Regions from separate parts of the Homo sapiens genome. Here region 1 is linked to region 2. Evidence: read pairs that join two places in POLR2A ChIA-PET (ENCODE). Cell type or tissue: B cell. All regions are shown on one strand. Links, peaks and the distances in the headings refer to the core of each region. The heading gives the core; the rest is flanking DNA.

The links. Peaks named below come from ENCODE experiments on the same cell type or tissue, not always from the same donor. Only the 100,000 strongest peaks of a DNase experiment are listed, where the experiment ranks them.
Region 1: POLR2A ChIA-PET joins it to region 2 with 5 read pairs; 2 of 35 experiments call an interaction of 5 or more read pairs at or near these places.

The regions. Positions count from the first base shown.
Region 1 is chr16:81,913,762-81,926,940 of GRCh38, forward strand. It overlaps PLCG2 (phospholipase C gamma 2), which reads left to right. Exons shown (of 33, transcript NM_002661.5): 20 at 5,723-5,903; 21 at 7,437-7,508; 22 at 9,724-9,833. Among named protein-coding and RNA genes, the nearest start is that of SDR42E1, 91 kb to the right of the region's middle. In B cell, for the core only: no CTCF peak of the experiment used is centred there; a DNase peak (open chromatin) is centred at 3,800; H3K27ac peaks cover 2,277 bases.
Region 2 is chr16:81,860,215-81,876,674 of GRCh38, forward strand. PLCG2 (phospholipase C gamma 2) reads left to right here. Exons shown (of 33, transcript NM_002661.5): 6 at 9,000-9,084; 7 at 10,638-10,721. Among named protein-coding and RNA genes, the nearest start is that of PLCG2, 89 kb to the left of the region's middle. In B cell, for the core only: no CTCF peak of the experiment used is centred there; DNase peaks (open chromatin) are centred at 6,927, 7,257 and 8,312; H3K27ac peaks cover 3,000 bases.

The DNA of each region.
Region 1 (13,179 bases), core at 1,596-5,595, 50 kb after region 2:
TCCTCTCCCCATTCCCTCTGCCCTGATCCCATCCCCTGGTGACCCTGCCAGGCTGCCCCCTGGGCGTTTGGATTTCCCTTCCTCCTTGCCTGCACCACTATGCCTGAGCCACCTCCCTGGGGACCGTGGTGACGGTCATTATCACTATAGTTTACTGAGGACCTACTGTGTACTGGCTCCAGCCAGAGAGCAGCCTCCCACCAGCATGGCTTTTCTGTACTCTCTGTTCCCAAGAGGGTGACCTGGGCTTCTCAGCATTGGTGCCTCTGCCCTTTGCTCTTTCCCCTAAGCCTCTTAGTGGTACCTCCTCAGCCTGGATGGGGAGGAGGTGTGTTCAGTCCGCTGCACACGGATTGAAAACCTGCTGTGTGCCAGGCCCCAGGTGGGGTGTTGGCACTCCCACTGTGCTGTCATCCTGTGCAAATGATGGCAACTAAACCCAACTGGCTGAAACTGAGGTGCCCAAGCGGTGAGACAGCTCTGACACAACCGGATCGGGGCCTCACCTGATGATGGTCAGGATGCCACCTGTATGTGCATGCTGGCGTTACTCTCCATCAGCTTCTGTCTCAGGTGGCTGTACCTTGGGCTGCCAGGACAGTGTCCGGCAGAAAGGATGGCCCCCTCCCTGAGCCAGGTGGCATGATTCTGACAGGCCATCTGGGGATGGGGTTGGGGTCACTTCAATGGGACCGCGTGAATGAAGAGGTTGGGTGGGTCCTCAGGTTGATTGCCTGACTTACATACACGCCCCATTCAGTTTGTGAGCTTGTCTTCCCCATGAGATTGGAGGTGTCTTGAGAATGGAAGTTTTTATTTTTTAGAAGTTAATAGATGTTTGGTGAGCACCTACTGTGTGCCGGGCCCTGTGCTGGGCTCCAGAGATGCAGGAGTGATAAAAACAGCCCAGTCCTTGCTCTCTCAGGCTAATGGTCTGGCAGGGATGAGAGACATCGCCTTACTCCAAGTGTTTCTTGCTTTTGACCTGTTCCTGCTTATGTAACATTGGCTGGGATGTAGTTGGTGGTTGGTGAATGCTGGCTCAGTGAATCAATCAGCAAGGATGGCCGCTCCCCACCTCACCCCATGGCCCACTGTCAGGGAAGCTCAGTCCACACAGTGTTTCTCAAAGAGTTGGGGTGTGAGGACTGATCCTGTTGTATTTGGATGTTGAACTTCCCTGGTCTCTACCCACTGCATGTCTGTCTGGGACCCTAAGTCATTGTAACAATCAAAAATAACATCCCTGCCCCAGGACACACACTTTTTCAAACCCTCTCTGGTCAGGGTATGGGGTGAAGCGTCACTGTCCTTCACTGAGAAGCACTGAGGAGGTTTGAGCACATAAGGAAATCAGTGTAGTATTTTGTGATGAGTGCTACAAAGGGATTGGTCAGGCAGGGTGGTGGAGGGTGAGTAGCTCTCCAGGGAAACGGATGGGGAATTTGGACCAGGCAGTAGGGGAACACAGGTCTGCAGCAACTTCTCCTTGCCCTCTACATATTTGTAAAGTGCCTCTCCTGTGCCAGGCACTGTTCTGGGCTCTGGGGATGTGTAATGAACTTCTGGATAGATTTCCCCAGTAGAGGAGAAACACCTGCTTTCAAATCCACAAAGGAAGTGTTGAGTTGTTGCCCGGCTGTGATTGGTGGAAGGCATCTCTTGGGCAGTGAAGCTGAGACCTCAGGCTGTGGCCGTGGCATCCACGCTCCAGGAGGATGGAAGATGCAACTCGTATTCCAGACCTGTTCCCATCTCCCCTTCTGATTCTCTTTTCTCCCAGGGAAGTTAGTTGTGGGTTGATTTCATTTATGTTTTCCAAACCATTCACTTACTGAGTCCTGCCTGAGTGCCAGACACTGTGCCGACAGCTTACCCTGAATAAGCTAATAGACGATGATCCTAATGCTCCCCATGCGACGGGTTGTGGATCCCCGATGCTGTGGATCGGGAAGCTGAGGCTTAGGGGTCCCCTGTGGAAGGAGCCGGAACCTGACCTTGGCTCTGTACCTCGGCACCCCAGAGCCCCCCTGCCTGCCCTGAGGAGCTCTTATAAAAAGTTTTAAAATTAATTTTTAATTACATGAATATTGCAGGAGGATATTCTCTCTATAAAAAATTAAGACATTACAGTGAAGGCTAAAGCCCCCTGTGGTCCTTCTAATCTCAGTAGAGAGGTCCTGGTAGAAAGCACAGTTTTCTAGCTGGTGTGTCCATCCAGACATTTAAAAAATATGTACATATTTATACATGTCTGTATCTATGGAAAATATATGGTGCCATTTTGTGTCTGGGTATTTTCATTCTATTTTTAGAAAATACAAATGGGAACATTCTGCAGCTTTTCTACTCAGCAGTGTTTCTTTTCTTTCCTCTGTTTTTTTAGAAGGAATAAATATTTAATAAAATATCACTGGAAATAAACCACTGAAGCAGAAGTCTTCTAGCATTTTGTTTTTACAGGACTTTTTGACGAAATCGCTTAAAGCAATATATTTTTTTTTTCAAAAGACTGGAAATCCTTTTTTAAAAAAAGAAAAAAAACAACGTTTTTTAAAAAAAGAAAAAAATAAATATTTTAAAACAAAAAGTCTCTCTATAGTGCAAAAAATGCCTTTTCTTGATTTTTTTCCCTGCCATGCAAAATTGTTAAATGAGCAGTATGCCCATAGAAACGATGCCTCTAGATGCTTTTCCTAATTTATTTAATTGACAAATAAAAGTTGTTTATATGTATCATGTACAACATGGTGTTTTGAAATATGTATACATGGTGAAATGGCTAAATTGAGATAATAACATATACACACACTTAACCATTTTTTTTTTGTGTGTGGTGAGACTTAAAGTCTACCCTCAGCAATTTTCAAGAATACAGGACATATTTTTTTTTTGAAATGGAGTCTTGCTCTGTTGCCCAGTCTGGAGTGCAGGGGCGTGATCTTGGCTCACTGCAACCTGCACCTCCTGGGTTCAAGGGAGTCTCCTGCCTCAGGCTCCTGAGTAGCTGGGATTACAGGCATGCACCACCATGCCTGGCTAAGTTTTGTATTTTTGGTAAAGGTGGGGTTTCACCATGTTGGCCAGGCTGGTATCGAACTGCTGACCTCTGGTGATCCACCCTCCTTGGCCTCCCAAAGTGCTGGGATTACAGGTGTGAGCCACCACGCCCGGCCAGGACTTTGTTATTGACTATAGTCCCTATGCTGTACCATAGATCTCTTGCACTTACTCCTCTTGTCTAACTGAAATTTTGTATCCTTTGACCAACATATCCCCAACACTCCCTACCTCCCCCTGCCCCGGACCCTGGTAACCACCATTCTACTCTCCACTTCCGTGAGTTTAAACCTTTTTAGGTTTCACGTATGAGATCCTGTGGTATTTGTTTTTCTGTGCCTGGTTTATTTCACACAGCACAATGTCCTCCAGGTTCATCCATGCTGTTGCAAATGACAGGCTTTCCTTTTTTTTTTTTTTTTTTAAAGCAAATGGTATTCCATTATGTAAATGTACCACATTTTCTTTATCCATTTATCTGTTGATGGGCAGGCTGATTCTACACCTTGGCTATGGTGAATGGTGCTATGAACATGGGAGTGCAGCTTTCTCTTTGACATATTGATTTCCTTTCCTTCAGATATATACCGAGAAGTGGGATTGCTAGATCCCATGGTGTTCTATTTTTAATTTTTTGAGGAACCTCTGTACTGTTTTCCATAGTGGCTATGCTAATTTACAGTCCCACCCACCAGGTGCAGGGGTCCCCTTTTCTCCACATCCCCACCAGCACTTCTCCTTTAGCTAATAGCCATTCTAACAGGTGTGAGGTGACATCTCATAGTGGTTTTAATTTGCATTTATCTGATGATTAGTGATGCTGAACATTTTTTACGTAACTGTTGGCCATTTATGTATCTTCCTTTGAGAAATGTCTATTCAGATCCTTTGTCCATTTTTTAAAATTTTTTATTTTTTGAGATGGAGTCTTGCTCTGTTGCCCAGGCTGGAGTGCAGTGGTGTGATCTCAGCTCACTGCAAGCTCCGCCTCCTGGGTTCACGCCATTCTCTTGCCTCAGCCTCCCGAGTAGCTGGGACTACAGGTGCCCGCCACTGCGCCCAGCTAATTTTTTGTATTTTTAGTAGAGACGGGGTTTCACCATGTTGGCCAGGCTGGTATCGAACTCCTGACCTCAAGTGATCTGCCTGCCTTGGCCTCCCAAAGTGCTGGAATTACAGGTGTGAGCCACCACGCCCGGCCTTTGTCCATTTTTAAATTGGGTCATTTATTTTCTTACTATTGAGCTGTTTGACTTCCTTATATATTTTGGATATTGACCCCTTACCAGATGTTCAGTTTGCAGATGTTTTTCCCATTCTGTAGGTTGTTTATTTACTCTGTTGATTCTTTCCTTGGCTATGTAGAAGCCTCTTAGTTTGATAAAATCCCATTTATCCACTTTCACTTTTGTTGCCTGTGCTTTTGGGGTCATATCTGAAAAATAATTGCCCAGACCAATGCTACGGAGGTTTTCCTCTCTGTTTTCTTCTAGTAGTTTTACAGTTTCAGGTCTTATGTTTAAGTCTTTAATCCATTTTGAGCTGCTTTTTTTGTTTATGGTGTGAGATAATGGTCTAGTTTTCTTCTTTCGAAATTGCTATTATTTCTATATAGGAATTTATTTCAAAATTCTTTTAATTTTTTTAAATCTAGGTTTCCCAACCCTACTTATTTAACAGACTGTCCTTTCCCCCTGGTGTGTTCTAGACATCTTTATTGAAGATCAGTTGACTGTAAATGCATGGATTTATTTCTTGGCTATCTATTCTGTTCCACTGGTCTGTGTGTCTGTTTTTATGCCACTGTTGTGCTATTTTTATTACTATAGCTTTGTAGTATATTTTGAAGTAAGATAGTGTGCTATCTGCAGCTTTGTTATTTTTGCTCAAAATTGCTTTGGCTATTTGGGGTAGACATTTTTAAAAAGACCCTCTTGGCTGTAAACTTAGGGTCAAAAATATTTTTCCAGATGTTTCTGTCTTGCTGATAAAAGCTAATAAAACCAAGGAGGCTCTTCTGTTTTGGATTTTTTCTGCTTCATGTTTCAAACAGATGAAGGAATGAAAGACTTGTTTCTTTTTTTTTTTAAAAAAAGTCACTGTTTTGCTAGTTGAGTCACCGAAGACAAGATTTAATAATTTTGAGGTGGGGGGGATTGGCAAACATTTTCTGTGAAGGACCACAGAGTGAATATTTTAGGTTTTGCAGGCCATATGGTCTCTGTTGCAGCTACACAACTCTGCTGTTACAGTGTGAAAACAGTCCCAGACAATGTATAAACAAATGAACTGTAGCTGTGTTTCAATAAAGCTTTATTTATAAAAGCAGGTGGTGGGACACATTTGGCCTACTCTTGACCTAGTTCCCTAGGAAGCTCCTAAAGTCAAGTCCTGTAGTTGGGGAGGAGAGGAAGGGTAAGAGGAGCTGTTGAGTCACTCGGCCATATTTCTTCTGAGACACAGATTCTTCTAGATCTGTTTTGAAAATACCCACATCATTGTTTTCTTATTGTCTTGTATTCCATAGGAGGACTATACCCTGTTTATTTACCCACTTCTCTAAGGCTGGATAACTAGGTTGTATCTAATCAGTAGGGTTTGTGTAAAAATTGTTTGGCCACCAGGATCTTGGCATGTCAACCCTGTGTTCTTCCTGCTCCAGGGCTAGGGGCAAGGTAAAGCATTGTCGCATCAACCGGGACGGCCGGCACTTTGTGCTGGGGACCTCCGCCTATTTTGAGAGTCTGGTGGAGCTCGTCAGTTACTACGAGAAGCATTCACTCTACCGAAAGATGAGACTGCGCTACCCCGTGACCCCCGAGCTCCTGGAGCGCTACAATATGGTAGGTGGTGGACTCCCTTGTGATTTGGTGGGATTTCTTGTCTGAGGTTGTAACTCATCTGTTCATGAATTCAGCAAACCTCTGAGTATTCACCATGTATCTGATACTGCTGTAGGTCCTGGGGATACAAATTGAGCACAACAAAGACCCTGCCGTTGTGCTGCTTATAGTGTAGTGTTGGGGAGATGCAACAAATGACATTTAAAATATCCATAGCATGTGCCAGATGGTGATGAGTGCTATGGAGAAAAACACTGGGCAGGTGGATAAGAGGATACAGAGTGATGGGGAAGGGGTTGAAGTTTTCAGAGGGTGGTCTAGGAAGATCTCACTGAAAAGGAATGAGCCATGTGGGTATGTTCTGGAGGAAGAGAGGATAGCATGCGCAAAGGTCCTGAGGTAGAAGCCTGCCTGGAGGCACCAAGAGGAAGTCAGCATGGCCGGAATCAAGCCAGCCCAGGTGGGGGTAGAGCTAAATAAGGATGAGGGTTCACAGGTGACTTATCATGCAGGGGCTCATAGGCCATTGTAAGGCCCTGGCTTTTTCTCTGAGTCATTGGAGAGTTCTGGGTGCAGGAGAGACCTGATGTGGTTACTTTGTCTCCATTCCTACCACATAGATCATTAATTTATTGAAGAGAGATTTATGGCATCCCGATCATGTGCCAAGGACTGTTCTAGATACTAGGAGTACTGTGGAACAAAATCTGCTTTGGGAAATTTAGGTTCTGGAGAGGAGAGACAGATAATATACACAATTAAGATGTTTTCAGGTAGCATGAAATATAATAAAGCAAAGAAAACAGGATAGTGTGAAAAGGGGTGGACACTACCTTAGGCTGTGGGAGTGGAGATCAGAGAAGGCCACCTTAAAAGGGGAGAAATGTGAGCCGAAACATGGAAGATAGCAGTGAATGGGATCTGGGGAGAAGTGAATGAAGGGGTGACTCTAGGTACAGGAGTGGCCACATCACAAGCCCTAAGGTGACATGAGGAACAGAAAGAAGAGTTAGAGAGGAACAGAGAGGTGGTGGGGGTGGATCTTGTCAGTGGTGTGCTAGTAAATGTTCAAACAGCTCTCAGCGGGGTAGGGGGAAGGCACTGGTTTGTAGCATTTGCCAGTTTCCATGGTGTAAATACTTCCATGGAGGTCAGTTTCAAGTTGTTGATGTGCTGTCGTTGAACCTGGAACGTGGAGTCAGGAAGTGATGTACACAGTGGGCTTTTGTGAGCCGGGAGGTCACTCCAGCACACCATCGCATCTTAGGATTTGTGCTTTTACAAAGGAACGCAGTGCCTGGCACGCAGCAGGCCAGGACAGGGCCTCTCTGATTTTGGGTTAGTTTCCAAGTCTGGGGACCTTCTTTATAGCTTCTTCCTGTGTCTACTCATGGGCCAAAAGAAAATTCTATGAGGTTTCAACTCCTCTATCAAAGGATAGGTAACCATAAGGAAGCCTAGAACCCTTGTTATATGTAAGGGCTATTCCAGGAGCATGGATTATTCCATTTCTTTCTTTCTTTTTTTTTCCAGGAAAGAGATATAAACTCCCTCTACGACGTCAGCAGAATGTATGTGGATCCCAGTGAAATCAATCCGTCCATGGTACGGTGCCGAACCTCCAATTCACATGATTTTGGAGTCACGAGGCTGATGTGGATTCCATCTTGTTCCCATGGCAGTTATAACAGGGCAAGGGAAGACTTTGGAAAACCTGGCCAAAATAATTTTTTTTTTTTTTTGAGAAGAAAGGATGATTGATAATATCAAGCCTAGTTTCAGGGAAAATGTTAATAGAATTCCATCCAAATGCAACAGTGTTTTGCTAAAATTCTGAGGTTTGACGAACCACCTTTGGGCCAAATGGCTTCTAATGAAAAGTCTTTCAAATGTTTTTGGCTCGCTGACAGAGCCTGTGGTGTTTATAAATTCCATTTGGTTCACTGACCTCCTTGCAGTGCAAATGCTATCTCATATTCCCACCCTGACTCTGTTGTGTAATTTCATGCAGGTAGGGATGGATTTTACTTTCAGCCCTCGGCTCCTCCTTGCCATGCTTTCATCTCAAATTTAGTTTGAGCCGGCAGAGGAAGAACCACAGCGAATTTTCTGTTTGGGGGCCATGTGGCACACAATTAGTGTACAACGCTCACTTAGGAAGGGGCCCTGCTTGTGGGCTCTGTTGAAATCCAGAGATGACTTTCTTTTTCAAAAATTTATAATCCATGGCCAATGCAGATCTGTTTCAGAAAGAAATGAAATCTTGAAAAGTTGTGGGCAAATTGAGCTGTGTGTGAAATGCATTAAGAGACCTTAGTAGCAAAAACTTTTGTTAGTAGTGAAGGATGTTTTGGCGATGAGAACAGTCACCTCTCTAACTGATGACTTTTCCTTCCTGTGGCCTTGGAGACTGGCTGGTCCTTATATCCACCCTTGAAGCAGGATACGCAAGTAGAGGCTGCTCTGTTTGCAGGTGGGGGAGAGAAAGGCAAGGGTACTGCTTAGCCTCTGGCCTCCAGCTGCAGATCCCTGTGGCAGAGCTCCTAGAACCCACATTGCTTCTTATGAAACATCATGCACTATGGCACTAACTCACATTGATGGATCCAGTTCTGGGCTGAGCCACTTAAAACAGCTGGTCGATGTGGGGCAAATTACTTTCTCTCTCTGCATCTCAGTTTTCTCATCTGCAAAATGGGCATACTCATATAACTACTTACCTGTTATGGTTGCTTAAGGATTAAAGGAGATACCTTAAGGCTTGGAATAATGCTTTAGCGATACTATAGTTAGCACTTAAGAAGTGCAAGCTGTTGTCAGTTTTATCATTATACACATGATCTCATTTAGTAGTCTTAACAACCCTGTGAAATATATAAAAATTTAATTCCCATTTCACAGACGGGGGAACTGAGGATCAGAGAGACTCAAACTTATATCATTATTCAAGGGCAGAGCAATGATTTGAACCTACATATCTGACTCTGTAGCCTGTGTTCTGAGGAAAAATTTTACTAGGTTCCCTGTGAAATTCCTGTTCCCATTTCCTTTGGGTGGGAGGAGAAGGAAGCTGCTCATTTAAACAGGTTTGACAACGTCAGAGCTTTTCCCACTAACATTTGCTTGCCGTGTGGGTGTTCATTTATGCCCGCCAGGCAGAAAGCATGAAAGCAAATTCATTGAAGAAAATTTCTAACCAAGGAAGTTCTATCTTATTTAGTTCTGTGAACAGAGACCACCTTTTGATGAATTTCATGGAGGAGAAGCTCAGTTACTCTTGCAAAATGTCAGGGTCCTGCAGGAGTGTAGATAGGGGACTGCTGACCTACAAAAACAGAGCAATGAGGCCCTCAGGACAGGCAGGAAGAATGGGGTTGCCCTTGAGCTTCTGGGAGGCTTGCTGAGCACCGGCACTGTGATGACAGTCTTGGCTTAATCTAAAAGGCATGTCCTTTCTTTGTTGAGGAAATTGAGCAATATTGTGTCACTACAATATAGGGTCACTCCCACCCTAACCCTAAGCCTAACCCTAACCCCAGCGCTAAACCCTAGCCCCAAACCCTAACTCCTAACCCCTAACCCTTAACCCCAACCCAGGTACCCTTGGCTCTGACTAGGCCAGTTCTCCTTCACTCCCTGGTGGCTTTTTGGGGCCTTCGATCCTTTGCAATGCCAGTCCCTCTCCAGCAGATGACTTTGTAACCTTGGCCTGAAGCCTCCTGCTCCCCAATGAGAAGAACCAAATGGTACCTGGGAACGCAGCCGCCTCCCTCCCCTCCTGTCCCTGGCCTGACCTTTTCCTTCTTGTTTTCCCTGAAAGCCTCAGAGAACCGTGAAAGCTCTGTATGACTACAAAGCCAAGCGAAGCGATGAGCTGAGCTTCTGCCGTGGTGCCCTCATCCACAATGTCTCCAAGGAGCCCGGGGGCTGGTAAGGCTGAGTGGAGGCTGGGCTGCTCGGCAGGTGGGCTTGACTTGTCCCTTCTTGGTGATAAGACTCAGGTGCTGGCCAAGTCTGACCCCCTTTGTCATCCTGGGCTGGCTTTGACCTCTTGTGTTAAGTCCCTTCTTAGGAAGGTGGCTTGGTGCATGCTCTATTTGAGAAAATGGATAAACAACAATATTAACAGGTATCGACATATCATATCATATATTGTATATTATTATAATTACAACAGCAGCTACCATTTATTGAAGTCTTTCTAAGTGGCAAGCAGTCTGCTAATTGCTTTCCATGCATTGTCTAACCAAATCTTCAACCAAATCTTCATTACTCCCTGTGACAAAAGATGCGGCAAATGAGACTTTCCAAGTCACACAAATAAATACTAAATACTAAATAGTGCAGGCGCTTTCCAATACACAAGACTGTGTGTTATTTCCAATTCAAATTCGTATGCTGTTCCATAGTCCCGTGCTGTGTGCAATGGCCACATCCTGAATTGAAGACAATACGTTTTTCGTGCAAAGGTACCTGGGTATGCTAGGGTTTAGTTACCACTTCGCTTTTTAACCTTAGAAGAAAAATTCACTGCCCACTGATAGGTTTCTGGGGAAGTGGTTTTGTGGGGTGACTTCTGTCTGAGAGCAATAAGAACTTGCTCATAATAGTGAGCACTGGTTTAAGCACCTCATAGACTGGCATTTCTGCCTCCCACAAGATAACTGGACCTGGCTTAGGAATCTGAATAGCAGCATGCATGGAGTGCTTCTATGTGTCAAGCACTGTTTTAAGCACGTTTGAAATAACTCACTTCATTTGAAATAACTGAGTCTACATGATGACTGTAAAAGGTTGGTTCTGTTGTTACCTGCATTTTACCGATGAGGAAACTGAAGCCTTCAGAAGTGCAGTCACTTGTCCAGGGCCACATAGCAGGCTGAGATTTGAACCGCCAGGCCTTTTGACTCCAGAGCTTACACTCTTAACTCCATTCATCTGCTAAGTCCTTCCCTGTCCTCTTGCAAGATGCCTTAATCCAGGGATTATCAAACTTTTTCTTAAAATCAGGAGAACCTCATTGCAAACCAATTCATACCTAGATTCCACAGAATCAAAGATGCAGCCGAGTTACCCATTGAGCTGGAGTGGGGGCGTAGAATTGCCCTGTTTGGCCTCCTTGCTGACATTGCTGTTCCTACTGCAGCCTCTGATGCTTCCCCTTGGAGGCTCCCAGACCCAGTTGGGCAACCACAGTGTTGTCCGTCTGCTTCTCCCAGTTCAGAGGCTCGGCTTTGCCGAAGTCCCTCCACTCGAAGTGGCACAGAGTTGAGGTCTCTTCCAGGCACACTGGCGTTCCCTCACTGGGCTCCTGTCCCTGCCTTGGTCAACATCCTGGTGCGCACTGGGTGGGTGACTAACAACATTTTTGGAGTTGTGGCTGGAGCCCAGGTGACTACTCCAAATCACGGTTTTCCATTCTGTGTGAGATGGCCTCATGCCTTTCTATGCCTCTGACAGGCAGTTCTCTGAATTTCGAAGGCTCTTGTCTTAAGAGACTGTCAGAAGTCCCTTTGGCAAGGGACTGTGGGCAAACCGCCCAGCGGCTGTGGTCAATTCCTCTCTCTGATGGCAGTAGTGCTACCTAGGGGGCCGCCTGGGTGAAACCGGCTTTTTTGCATACTTCCAAACTGGTTCCCTGTAGCTAGGGGACCAAACAATTATTGTCTGAACCAAGATGCTCCTGAGAGTGAAGAGAATGTAAAGTGCTCAGTCCTGGACAGATGGTATATATGATCGCCGTAAATACAGCCAGCCCTTGCCAGAAGTGGGTCTGGAGAAATGGTGCGGGGGGGCGTGAAAAGGGCTTACAACCCGCAGTCCTGTGTCTCTGCTAGGTGAATTGGTAGCATCAGTCCTCACTCTGCTTATTCAGACCAAAAAATTGTTAAGTTCTTCCCACCACCACGGAGCACAGACTTGATTAAGATCCAGAAAGGTCAGCCGGGTGCAGTGACTTGCGCCTGTAATCCCAGCACTTTGGGAGGCCGAGGCGGGTGGCTCACTTGAGGTCAGGAGTTTGAGACCAGCCTGGCCAACCTGGTAAAACCCTGTCTCTACTAAAAATACAAAAATTAGCCAGGCATGGTGGCCCATGCCATAATCCCAGCTACTGGCGGGGCTGAGGCAGGAGAATTGCTTGAACCTGGGAGGCGAAGGTTGCAGTGAGCTGAGATCGTGCCATGCACTCCAGCCTGGGGGACAGAGTGAGACTCTGTCTCAAAAAAAAAAAAAAAAAAATCCAGAAGGATATCATATAGAGGGGAAGACAGATGTATAATTATACGTTAAGTATAAGATGTGGCTGCTTGGATGACTGTGGGGACAGGATGCCAGGGGACCACAGAGGAAGAGTGCTCAGCCTAGGGGGCAGTCAGGGAAGACTCCGTGGGAGAGGAAATGCCCAAGCTGAGTCTTAAATTAGTGGGGGGAAGTTGGGTACCAAGGGCATGGGCCAAGGCATGGAAGCTAGGCAGCATGGCAGGGGCATGATAGGGACGACGGGCCAGCTGGAGTCAACATCATGGAGAGTTAGGAGGTGATGTCTGGGAGTCCTGGGGTCAGACTGTGCTGGGCCGTGGCTGCCATGTTGAAGAGTCTGGGCTGGATTCTGGAGGCCCTGGGGAGCCATCATGTGGTGTGGTCAGAGGTGCATTTTGGAGAGTCCCTGGCTGCGGAAAATAGCTCAAGAGATGGGCAGGTTGAAGGAGGGCGTTTGCATGTCTGGGCACGGCCTTGCCGGGAGGAATCTTAGAGGTGCTCACCGTCTGGTGGGGTCCAGGAACATTCATAGATGGATTATGTCCCGTGTTGTTAGTGTTGTTATAAAGATAGGGAACAATGTTTTAGCTGAATAATAATAAGAGCTAACACTATTGAGTATTTACTGTGTACTAGGTAGGCGCTGTCCCAAGCACTCAGCTTATGTTAATTTAGAGTCCTAATAAAACCCTCTGAGGGAAGCACTCACGTTTATGCATTTTTCAGATGGAGAGTTGGAGGCACAGAAAGCCTCCACCGTCAGTGGTAGAGCTGGAGTTTAATTCCAGCCTGTCTGCCTCCAGAACCACCTTCTCTCTAAATTCACAACCTCCCCGAAATAGGGGTGAACTTTTGTCTTGTATGGTCTCTGACTTCCACGTAAAGCATGGAAACTTTTGACTTGTGATCTTTGATTAAACATTAAGATCATGTGATGGGGGTAAAATCAGCCCCCAGTAACTCATTAGTAATTAAAAAATAAAAAGACAGCAGTTGCCTTTGAGATGCTCCATTG
Region 2 (16,460 bases), core at 4,930-8,929:
TTTTTTTAAAAAAAGCAAACGCAGTTTTGGTTTTTCTTTAGATTAATGCATTGTCATTTCGGAAATCATTTCCGTGTTGATGCACAGAGCGCTGCTCCCAATCCTTTATCATTACTGTGATTAATGCTGCTGTGGAAACCTTTGGGTCTATCTTTCTGTAAACTCATTTGAGGGAGCTGTGAGTGGGGTAAATTCTCAGAAACGAATACCAGCAGCACAGCGTTTGCTGGTCTAATAGTTTGATAGCGAGAGGTAGCAATTTGTATAATATTTCTACCAGTGGGGCAAGAGGGCACCCTTTCCTGATGATTTATTGTGCCATTAGACTTTGATCTTTGTTCATCTGCAACCGAGGCAACCAAGTGTTTTTGCTTAAACTTGCTTTCTTTATGGGTGAGGTTGAGCATTTTTAATTCATTATGTTTTTGAGGTATGATTCAGCTCTTGATAATGTAATGATAAAAACTACCATTTGGCCAGGCGCAGTGGTGTACACCTATATTCCCAGCACTTTGGGAGGCAGAGGCAGGCAGATTGCCTGAGCTCAGGAGTTCGAGACCAGCCTGGGCAACACGGTAAAACCCTGTCTCTACTAAAATACAAAAAATTAGCCAGGCATGGTAGCACGCTCCTGTAGTCCCAGCTACTCAGCCTCAGGAGGCTGAGGCAGGAGAATTGCTTGAACCCGGGAGGTGGAGGTTGCAGTGAGCCGAGATCGCGCCACTCTACTGTGGCCTGGGTGACAGAGCAAGACTCCGTCTCAAAAAAGCAAAACAAAACCAACCAAACAAAAAACAACAAAAAAACCCACCACGACAAGAAAAAACCAAAAAAACCAAAACCAAAACCAAAACCAAACCCTACCATTTATTGAACAACCGTGTATTTGGCATGCCAGGGATTGCATTGAGCTCTTCAGTCCTTGTCTCATGTTAGCCTCACGTGAGGCACCTTATTTTTTTGGTAAAATATTCCTTTCATTCATTCTTGATTTATTTATGTCATTATCCTATGTGGATATGTCATTATCCCATCTAGATGTGTCATTATCCTAGTTAATATCCAATAACTAAACTCTGTCAGCTCTCTTATTTTGTTCCTGAAAATCTTTCCATCTTGAAGGTGACTTCGTGTCTGGTCAGTGTCCTCTGTTACTTGTTAGCTTCAGGGTTTGGGTGAGCTTCCCTGGTTTCTTCACATGCCCGATGGGAGGATTTGGAACTATTAACTAGGAAGTGGTTAAAAGTCTAGTAATGTTAGGTCAGCCATTAGCTCACTCCATGTTTTTCTGTCCACCTGCCTTTCTCTCCGTCCTCTTCTTCTCATCCAAAATGCCCTGCCTGCTCCGCCACGCTGGGCCACCCTCTCGTGTTACTGAGGTGGATCAAATGAGGTGCTTGTGTTGGAAGATTTGGTACACACTGGTCTCTTTCAGCCTCGGAGGTGATGCCTCTTCTGACTTTTCTTTCTCTGTGGCTTATGATGATTCATAGCTGAGATTGGCACAGGGCTGAGAGAGGGAGCCACCCTCAGTGCCTCTCTCCACGCGGTGCTGGTATGGTATGGCCAATCTGGCTCTGAAGTCGGCTCTTCGTTTGTGAGGTCAAGAAATGGATACCACCCTCTTGCTCAGGAGGCATTCTGGCAAGTCCTGCATAGAGATCCATCTTCCCATCGGCTGGTCCAGGACCCTCTGCAGAGAGAAACTTTTCTGTTTCTGGACTGAGTTCATCCCTGTGTGCTCACCGGCTTCCTCTCCTCTACCTCCCTCCCAGTGGGCAGAGCCCTGCTCTCTGTCAACATGTGGAAAATCCCACCTTTCCTGTGGTTCTGGGAAGCCTGGAGGGAGCTTTGCAAAAGAAACTTTGACCAAGATGCCAATGAAAGAGCAACTGACTTCTGTCCTGCCAATTTCCCTCCCTTTCCTGTCACCCACGAGACGAATCGTGTTTCCTGAAGGAAAACAAAGGAGCCACAGAGGCAGAGGAAAGACTGAAGGCGAGAGGGGGCAGGCTCAGGGCTGGCCCAGCCCGGGCAATGGACAAGTCTTAGGTGTTTTGCTTGGCCCAAGCACGCTGTTTCATTTTTTGACTTTTCTAGAGGCAAATGGTAGCAGCGGGCATTTGTTTACAGCCTTCTTTGCAGCCGTGGCTGTAATAAGCACTTTACATCCTTAGGATATGCTCTTGGCTGACGGTTGAGCTAGGTGCTCTCAGACACGTTTTCTATGTGAGGACACTGAGGCCCAGAGAGGTTAAGTGACTTGACTAAAGCAGCCCAGGTTGTCAGGGGTGGCACCAGGGTTTGCAGACTTACTTTCCCCACTGGTGTTGCTTTTCCTTTTTTCTTTTTTCTTTTTTTAAATGTGCTACTGGCCGAGCATGGTGGCTGACACCTGTAATCCTAACAGTTTGGGAGGCCAAGGCGGGTGGATCGCTTGAGCTCAGGAGTTGGAGACCAGCTTGGGCAACATGGGGAAACCCTGTCTATACAGAAAGTACAAAAAAGTTAGCTGGGTGTAGTGGTGCACATTTGTAGTCCTGCTACTTGAGAGGCTGAGGTGGGAGGATCATCTGAGCCCAGGGAGGTCAAGGCTGCAGTGAACCATGATTGTGCCACTGAGCTCCAGCCTGGGCAACAGAGTGAGATCCCATCTCAAAAACAAAAACAAAACAAAACAAAACCAAAAACAACGAAAATAAAAACAATTGTGCTGTTGAGAGCTGGGGGAAATGCAGAAATCTTCCCTTCCCCACCCTGACCAATCACCTTATGATTAAAAAAAATTAAAAACAAATGTTAAAATTTGTTTTATTGTGGTAACAACAATGAAACATAGAACAACATTGATCATTTTAACCGTTCTTAGATATGTACTTCTGTGGGATGAAGTATATCATGTTGTCATGCTCCCGTCACCACCATCCATCTCCAGAACTTTTTATCATCTCAAACTGAGGCTCTGCAGCCATTAAGCAGTAACTCCCCATTGATTCTCTCTTTAGCCCCTGGAAATCACCACTCTACTGTCTGTCTCTCTGGATTGGATTGCTCCAGGTACCTCATATAAGTGGACTAGCAGAATATTTGTCCTTTTGTATCTGGCTTATTTCACTTAGTGTAATGTCTCCAAGTTTCATCTGTGTTGTAGCATGTGTTAGAATCTTCTTCCTTTTTAAGGCTGAATAATATTCCATTGTACAGATAGACCACATTTTGCTTATCTACTTCTCCATCGATGGACACTTGAGTTGCTTCCACGTTTTGGCAATTGTGAATAGTGCTGCTGCGAACATGGGTGTACAAATCTGTTTGAGTCTCTGCTTTAAATTCCTCTGTGTATATATCCAGAAGCTGAATTGCTGGATCAGTTGCTGGATTGCTGTGTATATATCCAGAAGCTGAATTGCTGGATTTATTTTGCCGGATTGCTATACTGTTTTCTGTAGCAGCTACACCTTCCCAAGGCAGTGCACAGGTTTCTGTTTTCTTCATATCCTCACCAACACTTACTTCCTTTCCCTCCTCTGCCCTTGCCCCCTTGGCGTATAACATTGGATTTGCATAAGTAGAATGTGCACTTCCCTTTGTCCTTTAGCCCTGGCAGGGACAGAGGAACTACTCTACCAGGAGGTGGCAAAGGGTGAGGGGGTTGCAGGTGGAAGGCAGGTGGGTGAGTCCATTTATCTCATTCAGCGTGAATGCAAATAGGCTTCCTATTTGAGACTCCAGAATGTTAGAGTCACCTGGGGAAGCTTTGGCAGAGCCACGGCAGTAGTGATTCGGGTTTTACTGTTCTGGGCATGGCCTCTGGCGTTGCAAATTTTTTAAATAAGATTCTTCTGTGAAGCTGGGGTTGAAAATTAGGGCTGTCTAGAGGGCAATTTTCAAATCTGAGCATGCACCGGAATCCCCTGGAGGATTTGTGAAAGTGGAGGCTGCTGGGCTCCATCTCACAGTGGCTGATTGAGTAGGTGGTGGGCAGGGCTCAAGAATTTGCATTTCAACCAATCCCCAGGTGATGTAGATGCTGCTGGTCTGGGAGCTACTTAGAGAAGCAGAACTCTGGGGCTGCGCTGTCCAGCAGGGCACCCCTCACCACAGGTGGCCATTTCAACAAAACAAAACAAAATGAAATAAAATACTTAGCTCCTCAGTGGAACTAGCTGCATTTCAGGGGCTCAGCAGCCCCGTGTGGCTAGCAGCTACTACCTCAGACAGCACAGATGTCTCCATCATTGTTGAAAGTTCTGTCAGATGGTGCTGAGGTTTAAATCTCAGATCTCACACTAACTCATTGTGTGAATTGGGGTAAATGATTTAATTTCTGTGGGCCTCAGTTTCCTCATGTGTAAAAGATAAAATAATAGTTCCCGCCTCCCAGGGCAGATGTGAGGCTTCAGGAGTTAATATGTGAAGGGTGCGTGGACCTGCCTGGCTCATGGTAAACACTTGACGAATGTTTCTTATTGCCATTGTTGCTACAAAAGAGCCGGGGGCAGTGGAGGTGCCGGCCCAGCCTCAGCATGGCTGGTAAGTGTCACGGGGCTGCCATCCTTAATGGTTTGGTGATGGCTGCCTGGGTGCGGGAGTTGAAGAACCCTGGGGGCCTCCCGGGCTGAGCAGGGAGGACACTGTGATTGTTCAGTGCTGTCTGCCATGGGAGAGGGAGGGGCTGTTGGTAACTCATTCAGGGAATAGTTGCCGTCCTTCTCCAAAGGGATTCCCTTGTTTCCTAACCCACAGCCCTAGGTTGAGCTCCCAGGAAACATGATCTGAGACGCAGGTTTGTGTGCAGGAGGCTTACTAGGGAGTGCAGGGTCATCACCCTGGGGGAAGGAAGGCAGCTGGAACAGGCAGCTGGGGAGTCACAACCATGGCCTGGGCACACCTGATGGGGAGCTCTGAGCATGGCCTGTGGAGCTGTCCTGAATTGAGACTAGAGGGCCAGGCCTTTGTTCCCTTGCGTGGACTGGGTCAGAGCTGGCTGCCTTGGAAGGGGCTTTGACCTGGGCGAGGCACTCTCTGTAGGGGATGGCAGGTTGCAGAGAGGGGTGAAGCTGAGCCGTTGGCTTCCTCCCCTGCAGCGATGGGGGCTCAGCCTGCCTGTGCTGGTTTTGGTCGGGCTGTGCAGCACGACACACACACATCCAGAGGTGGGAGTGAGGGAGGGGCTCGCCTAGGGAGAAAGCGGGTGAGGCTGTCCCAGAGCTAGGAGCCCAAAGAAGCTCTCAGCCTCCAGTGTTTACATTGTAAGGGGAGGCCTTTGGACCAGGTGGGCTCCCATGTCCCAGGTGCTTGGATGCTCAAGCCCCTGGTTCCTGGGTTTTCTCCACTTGTTCTTGAGCAGCTGCTCTGGCACCCCAGGCCCCTCAGTCTCTCTGTTCCTGGACATGGGATGGTTCCTTTGCCCTGCTGCTGTCTGGGCTCCTGGGGGGCCCTGGCCTCTTCCTTGCTCCCAGGATGGGCTCCACTGGGGCACCAGCATGAGAGGACGCTGGCCTCTCCCTTGCTCCCAGGATGAGCTCCACTGGGGCAGCAGCGTGAGAGGACGCTGGCCTCTCCCTTGCTCCCAGGATGGGCTCCACTGGGCACCAGCATGAGAGGACGCTGGCCTCTCCCTTGCTCCCAGGGTGAGCTCCAACTGGGGCACCAGCATGAGAGGACGCTGGCCTCTCCCTTGCTCCCAGGATGAGCTCCACTGGGGCACCAGCATGAGAGGACGCTGGCCTCTCCCTTTCTCCCAGGATGGGCTCCACTGGGGCACCAGCGTGAGAGGACGCTGGCCTCTCCCTTTCTCCCAGGATGGGCTCCACTGGGGCACCAGCATGAGAGGACGCTGGCCTCTCCCTTGCTCCCAGGATGGGCTCCACTGGGCACCAGCATGAGAGGATGCTGGTCTCTCCCTTGCTCCCAGGGTGAGCTCCAACTGGGGCACCAGCATGAGAGGACGCTGGCCTCTCCCTTGCTCCCAGGATGAGCTCCACTGGGGCACCAGCATGAGAGGACGCTGGCCTCTCCCTTGCTCCCAGGATGAGCTCCACTGGGGCACCAGCATGAGAGGATGCTAGCCTCTCCCTTTCTCCCAGGATGGGCTCCACTGGGGCACCAGCATGAGAGGACGCTGGCCTCTCCCTTGCTCCCAGGTTGAGCTCCACTGGGGCACCAGCATGAGAGGACGCTGGCCTCTCCCTTGCTCCCAGGATGAGCTCCACTGGGGCACCAGCATGAGAGGACGCTAGCCTCTCCCTTTCTCCCAGGATGGTCTCCACTGGGGCACCAGCATGAGAGGACGCTGGCCTCTCCCTTGCTCCCAGGATGAGCTCCACTGGGGCACCAGCATGAGAGGACGTGGCCTCTCCCTTGCTCCCAAGATGAGCTCCACTGGGGCACTAGCATGAGAGGATGCTGGCCTCTCCCTTGCTCCCAGGATGAGCTCCACTGGGGCACCAGCGTGAGAGGACGCTGGCCTCTCCCTTGCTCCCAGGATGGGCTCCACTGGGCACCAGCATGAGAGGACACTGGCCTCTCCCTTGCTCCCAGGATGGGCTCCACTGGGGCACCAGCATGATCTGGCTCCTCTCCCCACGACCCCTCTCGCTGCCGCTCTGGTAGCGCCTGTTCCCACTGCTCCTCCACCTTCATCCTGCCCTGGCCCAGCTGTTCCTTGGACCACTCCCAGGGCTGAGGCAGAAAGGTTCTTGCAAGCCCCTGGGGCAACTTCCCTAGCCTGCTGGCCGCTGTGCCCAGCCAGCCCCAGCTGGCCCAACAGGGACTTTTTCTGCCCTCAAGGTCTGTCTGTGAAAGCCGTGGGTGCTGTCCCTGTGGTACCAGTAAGTGGGTGGGGAGCATCTTGTCATTTGAAGTCTGTGCTGTTACAGAGGCCCTTAGAACCAGAGGAAAGGCTGGAGGTGGGGACACAGGATGGCCAGAGTCACACTGGACCGTCTCCAGGGCAGCGGCTGGGCAGTGACGCGCTACTTCCTTCCGCATGCCACAGCAGAAGCTGGGAGGATGGTACAGGGAAACTAGGTGGTTTTCTCCTGCAAGGTGGGGCGAGCTTCCTCTCTTGACCACTCTGTCTCAGCTCTGCTGGACACTTGGCTCCAGCCAGAAGGGTCTGGATCTCATATTCTTGACCCACCCACCCCACTAATTTCACTTCTCCTTCTTGTGTGAGCTACTCGCTTGGAGGCAGTCAGGTGTGGTCATTATGGGCACACTGGGTTGGAGTTTGAGGCTAGCACAGATAAGGTACCAAACTGATCGGTGCCTCAGTTTCCTCACCTGGAAGATGGAGATGATCATGGTACCTGCCTTGTAAAATTGTTCAAACATCAAACAGGTGAATGTGCATATAAGGCACCACCTAGAACAACACCTGTCACCTGATAAGCACTATTGAAGTTTCAGCTTTTGTTACTATTGTTACTGCTGCTGCTGCTCCTTTTGCCTGGGACGTGTTCTCCCTTGCTTCCCTCCCTTTTCTTTTTTATTTTTGGAGATGGAGTCTTGCTCTGTCACCCAGGCTGGAGTGCAGTGGCGTGATCTCGGCTCACTGCAAGCTCCGCCTCCCGAATTCACGCCATTCTTCTGCCTCAGCCTCCTGAGTAGCTGGGACTACAGGCGCCTGCTACCATGCCTGGCTAATTTTTTTTGTATTTTTAGTAGAGACGGGGTTTCACCGTGTTAGCCAGGATGGTCTCGATCCTCTGACCTCGTGATCCGCCCGCCTCAGCCTCCCAAAGTGCTGGGATTACAGGCGTGAGCCACCACCGTGCCTGGCCCTCGCTTCCCGCTTCAGCTGAACCTCACTATGTGGCTTCGAAGAAACACTCATGCAGATTCCTGTGACCGAGCACTGGAATTTGATTCAAATCCAGGCTCTGCTGCCTGCCATCCAGCTCTAAGCCCTGAGTTGTGTACCCATGTGACACCCCACCCTTGGCTGTTCTGAGCCCTGGGGGTCAACCATGTGTACTTTGCAGAAGGTAGAATCTGGTGAACAATTAGGCAACTTTAATGCCTGGATGACCCCAGGGCAGCCTGGCACACAGTAGGTGCTCATGTAGGCCTTGTTCCTTCCCACTTCCCCTCCCTGGCCCTTAGTGACCTTGCCTTGCTCTGAACCCCAGTGGCATTAAAAGAAACCTTTATTTTTTTACTTATTTTTGGGGGTGCAGGGGGTCCCCACTTACTCTGCATCCCTCTTGTCTCTTCACAGTGTCAGACTAGAGTCAAATTCAGCTGGGTCTTTCCTGGCTGATTCTGCCAAGCCCGTCCTGTGGTTTTGGTTCCTCTGGGTGGCAGGTAGAGTCAGTAGGAGTCTTGTTCATCCATTCATGTGTGTCGCTAATTAGGTGACAAAGCATTTGGCTACATGAAGAGTGTCATAGTTACTCCTGATGTTTACCCAGGCTTCATTGAATTTCTTCACTTTGACATTCAGAGTCCTGGGCAGAAATCACATCATGTCAACACCTATATTGGGCCTTTGGCATTTCTGTGGCATTTTGTATTGAGATTATCTGGTCATTTGACATCATTTTCTGCCCACACTGAATCTCCTGCAAGACCTTCCTCCATGACCATTCCTGAAGGGTGGAGACCAGCCCTTCTCACTGGGACATCACCCTATACTGGGGATCTCCAGTGTAGGTGCCTCCTCATTGGGGCATCACTGTACGCTATAAATCTCTTATGTGACCTATGTCCCTGGACATACCTGAAGGGTGGAGACCAGCCCTCCTTATTGGGGCATCACCCTACCCTGTGAGTCTGCTATGTGACCCATGTCCATGGACATTGCTTGAGCCTTGCTCATTGAAGTGTCACCCTTACCTTGACTCAATGTCTTGTTCCCAGTTAGTGGTCCATAAATAACTGTTGACCAGGCTCTCTCATAGAGGGCTGCCTGAGGTGGGAACTGATGGGAGCAGCTAAATCCTGTGCTGTTGAAAACCCTCAAGGTGACAGAACTGGGTCTCCCTCTTTTGCAGCATCAGTCTCCGAGAGTTGAAGACCATCTTGCCCCTGATCAACTTTAAAGTGAGCAGTGCCAAGTTCCTTAAAGATAAGTTTGTGGTAAGTTTCATGGCTCAGCCTGGGAATTTTATGAATGCGGAGTGACTTAGCCTCTCTCATGAAGCCGTGGCTTGCCTTTGAGTTCCGTGGAATAGTGCACAAGAAAATCCTTTGCCTCCAGAGTACATCTTAGTTCAGACAGAGGGATCATGGACATATCTGAGGACCATCGTCTCAATCCTAGCAGAGAATGTAATCAATAAAGACCATGTTTACTGAGCTCTTGGACTTGGAACATCTACCCTCAGACCTGTTTTCCATTAGTCCAGCTTTCCCTATTTCCCTGACCATACTGCAGCCCATTTTTTCCCTAGTGAAATGAATGCATGTATGTCTTTTGGAAAATATTATGAAAGATTCCTTGTGTAGGGTACCAGGACCGTGGCATTTTGTATGCAAGTCCTGGTAGTGTAGCTGTCAGAGTTGGCTCTTTTTTCTTCTGTTTCTCCAACCATCCATCCTTCCATACATCATTAAATTTATTTTGTTGTGTAATCAAGTTATTGGTGGGTCTGGGCAGTAAAGCCACTCCATGAGTGATGGGATATAGTAGAGCAGGTGAGGCAAGGATGGAGACAATGGGCACCGATTTTTGCTTACAGGGAAATACTCATTCTTCTTAGGAAATGAGCAACCCTGCATCCAAACAGCCCCAGTTGGAGGACTCCAATGCCCATTTTCAATATCAGCTCCATTACAAGGTTCCTCAGTGCAAAAAGCTCATTTCATTTTTGTATTAATGAGCTCCTGGAAAAATTATCCCATTTTATTGCTTATCAAGCATCCTTTGACCTGCCCCCAATATTCCACATTAATCCAATAATAGAAAAAGAGAAAAGGGTAGGTCAGAAGAGGAGAGAGATGGGAGAAGCATTTACCATTGATTGCTACACAGTTGCCATTTAATTCTTTATCAAGTATTTACTGAACCAGGTGTTTTGCAGGTATGTTGTTCACTTTCAGGGAAGCCCTAGGAGCATAGTAGTGGTTCTCCCATTTTACAGGTAAAGAAAACTGAGGGTTTGAAAGGGTCAAGGAAATTGCCCAAAGCCATAAAGCAATTAATTGGAGCTGAGTTCTGTCTGACTCCCAATGCTTTACAAAATGACCTATATGTACGTACTCTACAAATATGTCTGAAGTTGGAAGTCCAAAGAGAGTGTTTTCTGCCCAAAAAAGGAGGAGTTACGCATCATGTCTCTTGGAAACCTGGCTGAGACTCTTCCCTTTTGGGGCTCAAAGGAGGGTCTTACTTGGTAGGTGTCTCTGTGAGTATGTTTTCCCAGACAGGGGGATTAGGGAACGTGTGGAGGGTTTTGATTCAGAGGAATATGAATTTGATTTTAGCCAATGTTGTAGAAAAGCCATGTTAAATAGCATGACTTTTTCCTTTCAAAAGCCATGACACTGAAACAATGTGGTCATAGCTGTCTCTTCAGCATGCCAATAAAATAGCATGCCATTTCTGAAACAAAAATTATTCTATAAATAGCATGGAGCCATTCTTACGGTGGACATCAAAAATCATGTGGTCACTTTTTTCATATTTACAGGAAATAGGAGCACACAAAGATGAGCTCAGCTTTGAACAGTTCCATCTCTTCTATAAAAAACTTATGTTTGAACAGCAAAAATCGGTAAGATGATTCTTGAGCAAGTGATCAAGTGATGTTTCTGTTTTCCATGTATTTCCAAGTCTGGCATGTTCCTAAGAAACCCACAAGAAGTGTTGAATCTCCATTTTAGTCAAGGAAACATAAATGAGAATGATGAAAGCATACCATTTTCATCCATTAGATTGGCAAAATTCTTTAACCATGACAGAGCTGTGGGCAAAATGTAGAGAAATGGTGTTCATATGCCTTCCTGGTGGAAATGCGAATGGCCATAAGTTTGATTGGAATTTGATCTGAGTCTGTTAAAAAAGTGCAACTCACTCTACTGCATTATTTCATTCTGAAAGGAAATTTAGCAAATGGCTGTTATTATTAATAGCCATCTCCAGATTGAGGAATTATATATATGTTTCTTCTTTTTACACGTTTGTTTGTTTGTTTTGAGATAGAGTCTCACTCTGTTGCCCAGGCTGGAGTGCAGTGGTGTGATCTTGGTTCACTGCAACCTTTGCCTCCCGGGTTCAAGCGATTCTTGTGCCTTAGCCTCCCCAGTAGCTGGGATTGCAGACGTGCGCCACCACGCCCAGCTAATTTTGTATTTTTAGTAGAGATGGGGTTTTGCCGCATTGGGTGGGCAGGTCTCGAACTTCTAACCTCAACTGATCGGCCCGCCTCCACTTCCTAAAGTGCTGGGATTACAGGTGTGAGCCACTGTGCCCAGCCCTTTATATACTTTTATTCATATTTTTTATGAGGGCATATTTTTTGATTAAAATAATAGACTATTTAAAAATTAAGAGGGTGTATGTTTTGATCTGACAGTGGCATCCTGGGGACTCTGTTTTATGAAAGGGAAAACATCGGGGCCTGAGAATATATTATCGGATTGTTTATTGCAGCATTACTTATGCTGGCAAAGTACCTGGGCACCATCTGAATGTCTCAATGGAGGAATTGCTGGGTAAATTATGGTCTATCCATATTATGTGACATTATGCAGCTGATTAAGAAGCATGTGTCAGTTCTCTTTCCATTAATCTGAGATGATATTTGTGACATTTTGTGATGAAAGCCAGCAGCAGATTTACATCAGGAGTCAGGTCTGCTATTTTGTTAAAAATCATAGAATACAGGCCAGGTGCAGTGGTTGACGCCTGTAACCCCAGCACTTTGGGAGCCCAGGCGGGTGGATCATTTGAGGTCAGGAGTTTGAGATGAGCCTGGTCAACATGGCAAAACCCCATCTCTACTAAAAATACAAAAATTAGCCAGGCATGGTGGTGTGCACCCGTAATCCCAGCTACTTGGGAGGGTAAGGCAGGAGAATCACTTGAACCTGGGAGGCGGAGGTTGCAGTGAGCCGAGATTGCACTACTGCACTCCAGCCTGGGCAACAGAGTGAGACTCCATCTCAAAACAAACACAAAAACAGAGAATGCAATAATCCTCCTTTTGCTCCTTTTTATGAGCAAGGGGAGAGTATGGAAGAAAGCACCTCACATTTAATGTTGATTTTGTGTGTGTGTGCTGGAAGGGGTTGGGAAGATAGGCAGGAAGGATAGTTACCTTTTCTTTGCACAGCTCATTTTCTGTGATATGTTCCAAGTAACATGTTACCTTTGCAATAAAAAGTTCCATAGAGCATAAAGTTTTAAAATTGAGACTATTCTGTGCGATGCACCTAGCACAGTACCTGGTAGGTGGCACACATTCAATAAGTAGGGGCTGCTGTTGTTGCTGTCAGGAAAGGGCTTTGCAGACTGCAAAAGAGTTCCCAGAGAAAGGTGTGAGGGCTTGGGGAGTACCTGGAACTTGGAGTCAGGTGGCTGTGGTTTCTGCAGTTAGCTGCATGATCTTGGATGAACCACTGACTGCTCCTAGCCTCAGTCTTCTCCTCTGTGCAATGGGAGGTTGGGAGTTGTGAAGACAGGCATTTTTAAGTGATGAGCATGAATGTTCCTAGAAGACAGTCATTAATTGCTTTCTGCATGCAGAGCTGTGGGCTGGCCACACAGTGAGGCCACCTGATGGGTGACCACTGGCCGTGGGACTTTGGATGTATCTGAGTTAGAGAAATGGGAGGGCCATTTCCTATCTGCCCAGATTTGGGGAAAACATATTTCTTAGAGTGGATCATTGAATTGCAATGTGTTCATTTTTTCTCATATATAATAATTAGTTATTTGTTTGCCAAATGAAATAGAAAGATTGCAGGCTTGGGAGTTGGGAGAACTGGATTCTAGACCCACTTGACCTCTAACTGACCAAGTAATGTTGGGGGAAGCCATCTCTGTCCTCTCACTTAGCCTTTTCTATAAAATGAAGGTATTAAATGAGATCAATGGTTATAAAACTTTTAATACTCTTTAATCCCCTCTCCTTTAGACAGGAAACTGTAACAACCACAACAAAAACCATGATTCATAAAAGCTTATCAGAATACTTTTTAAGGTTAAAACCTGTAACTTTAAAAATAGTCCTTGAGAACAATGACGTGTGTCATTGAACATAGAACATGTCATAGAATAATGATGACAGTGTGCGTATGAAATTTGGAATGGTGACGATTGTCATCTTATGCAATTGACCAGGATTGAGAAAAGCTCGATTTACTCAAGATAAGTAGTTGCAAATAACAGTTTTTTTTTTTTTAATAATAGTTTACCTTGAAATTTCAAGATGCTGTGTTGTCAGACAGATGTCAGGCAAAGTTTGAAAATAAGATTTGCACATGGCTGGGAGCAGTAGCTCACGCCTGTAATCCCACCACTTTGGGAGGCCAAGGCAGGAGGATCCTTTGAGCTCAGGAGTTTGAGACTAGCCTGGGCAACATAGTGAGACCTAGTCTGTATTATTAAATAATATTAAAAATTAAAAAAAGAAGATTTGCACAAAAGCTGTTTCACCTGCTACCAGATTAACCCATTCATTGATGGTTTCCACTGTGGTAACATTCCACATGAGAGGTATTTCAACCTGTACTTTAATTATGGCTCTTATTAAGGCTAGTCTGTGTGTTTGTGTCTATGAGGGAGAAACATAAATTGGAATCAGAGTTTTACAAAATGTCAGAACCCTCTGGGGTGCCCTAGATTGCCCCGTGTGGAACTTTGTATGGCAAAGATTCTGCCGATACCAAAGGTTGACCCCTGGTGGCCAGAATGCCACATTGAGCCTGCCCCTGGTTGTACTTGATCTAATGGTTTAAATATGTTAAAAATTAATTGCCTACATTTAAAACTTGAGAGATTATATTATATATTAAAATCTAGATATTTGGCTTCCCTTAGGAAAAAAATCGAGATCTGGCTATAAATAGGGTCACATCTCGCCATGGAACGGTCCACTTTCTCTGTATTGACCCAGCCCCATACAGCTCTGTCTGCTCATTTATGTTGCTTACCTGACCCCAAAGAAGTTTTGCTTTGGCAACCCTCATCTCCACTGTTTGAGGGTATAACTCTCCAGTTTGGTCACTGCATTTTAAAAATTTAATTTAGTGACAGATTTGAATAACAAAGTCCCAAGCTATGTAGATGGCTTCTGGCCAGCTCTAAGAACCTCACTGCTGTTGTGTAGGTAAATGCCCATCCCCTAACCTGTTAGCAAATTGTTTACTTCCTGTTCCTGGCTGGAAGCACAGGGCAGAGAAAAGTACCTGTTTTGTGATTTGGGGGGAATGAGGGCCTAGCTGGATTTCTCAGGCTCCTGCAGGAGACAGAGCTATTTATGGTGACTTATAATCCCCAGAACTAAATCCAGGGAGTGGGTTCATGCTTATCAGCAGCCAAATGGTTTCCATCGTGAGCTTGCTAGTTCCTCTTTGTGTCTAACCACCTGCCTACGTTCCACCTCTCGAGCTTCAGAGTTTCCAAAAGTTTGGCAGCAGCAGGAGGATAAGAAATGTAATCTCACGTTTGTGTCTCCCTGGTGAGGGGATATACCTCTAACTAGGCTGTAATAACAGTATCATTAACAAAGATGATAGCCAACATTTTCTCAGGTGGACTATTTGCTAGGCACTATCCTATGTGTTTTTTTTTTTTTTTTTTTTTTTTTTTTTATTTGAGACAGAGTCTTTCTCTGTTGCCCAGGCTGGAGTGCAATGGCACGATCTTGATTCACTGCAACCTCTTCCTTCCGGGTTCAAGCGATTCTCCTGCCTCAGCCTTCTGAGTAGCTGGGATTACAGGCATGCACCATCACGCCTGGCTAATTTTTGTATTTTTAATTGAAACGGGGTTTCACCGTGTTGGCCAGGCTAGTCTCGAACTCCTGACCTCAGGTGATCCTCCCGCCTTGGCCTCCCAAGGTGCTGGGATTACAGGTGTGAGCCATCATGCCCAACCTGCTCTATGTGTTTTGTATACATTTAATTCCCCCCTAGAGGCCTGTGCAAGAGCTACTGTTGTTATTGCCATTTTAGGGATTAAGAAACTGAGGTCCAGAGAGGTTACTTTGCTGAAGGCCTGTTTACTGCAGGGTAGTAAGCTGCAGAGCTAGGATTTGATTTTCTGCCCAACTTTGACGCATAGCCATGGAATACTTCTTAATTTTTGAATCCTTTGTATTAAAGAAAATGTAAAGCATATAGAAGTAGAGAGAATAGCGTAACAGACCCCCATGTATCATCAGCTGACTTCAGCCATTATCACCTTGTCACTGCCCTCACCCAAGTCCCTTTTCTCACACTTTGCAGCAGACATCAAGCAGCGTATCAGGTCATCTGCCAATACTGTAATTTAATACCTGGCTACGTGACTGCTACCCTGCTACCTCCTGATCAAACCTGTGAAGTCCCCTGTGGTTACAGCATTCTTACATAAAAATAGAAAGCACTTGCAAAAAATCAAAAAGAAAATTGAGAAGGCTGCTAACGTATCTCTGGTTGTTCCTATGATCCAGTAAGGCATTGAAGGATTATTCTGCCGGATTTTACATGGGTGTGAGCATGGGGGAAGTGAGTGATGAGCGTTCTGTGACGATGTTTGTGGAGGAGCTCAGAGATCTTGCAGTTTATTCTTATTGTCAGTGGCTGGCAAGAGGAGAGTCCACAGTGGAGAAGTTAGATAGAATCTCTGGTTAGCTTTTCTTTTTCTTTCTTTTTTTTTTTTTTTTTTTTTGTTTTTGAGACAGGGTCTCACTTTGTCACCGAGGCTGGGGTGCAGTGGTACAATCATGGCTCACTGCAGCCTCGAACTCCCTGGCTCAGATGATTCTCCCACCTCAGCCTCCGGAGTACCTGGGACCACAGGCGTGTGCCACCATGCAGGCTAATTTTTGTATTTTTTGTAGAGACAGTTTCACCATGTTACCCAGGCTAGGCTTGAACTCCTGGGCTCAAGTGATCCACCCGCCTTGGCCTCCCATAGTGCTGGGATTATAGACATGAGCCACTGTGCCTGGCCTAGCTTTTCTATTGATGAGATTTTACCCTTGGCCTTCCAGAACCAAATGGTTTCTACAGCCTAAGTACCACTGAGTGCGTAAGACCAGCTTCGGTTGTGAAAGGGCGTGTGCCTTCAGCCACGTGGGAAAACTCCATTCCTTTCCCTCCCTTTCTTAGTGCCCTGGCCCCTGCTTCTGTGACCCCCGCCTCTGGCATGGCCCCTTCTCTTGTCCAGCTGGTAACTTCTCCTGGGGCCCGACTCAGAGATGACATTTCCCTGTAGCCTTTTAGCTACCAGAAGAAATTAGTTTATCTATTATTTTAGTCACTCATCCAGTAAATGTGTGCGTGACCCAAGAGGCACAGTGGTT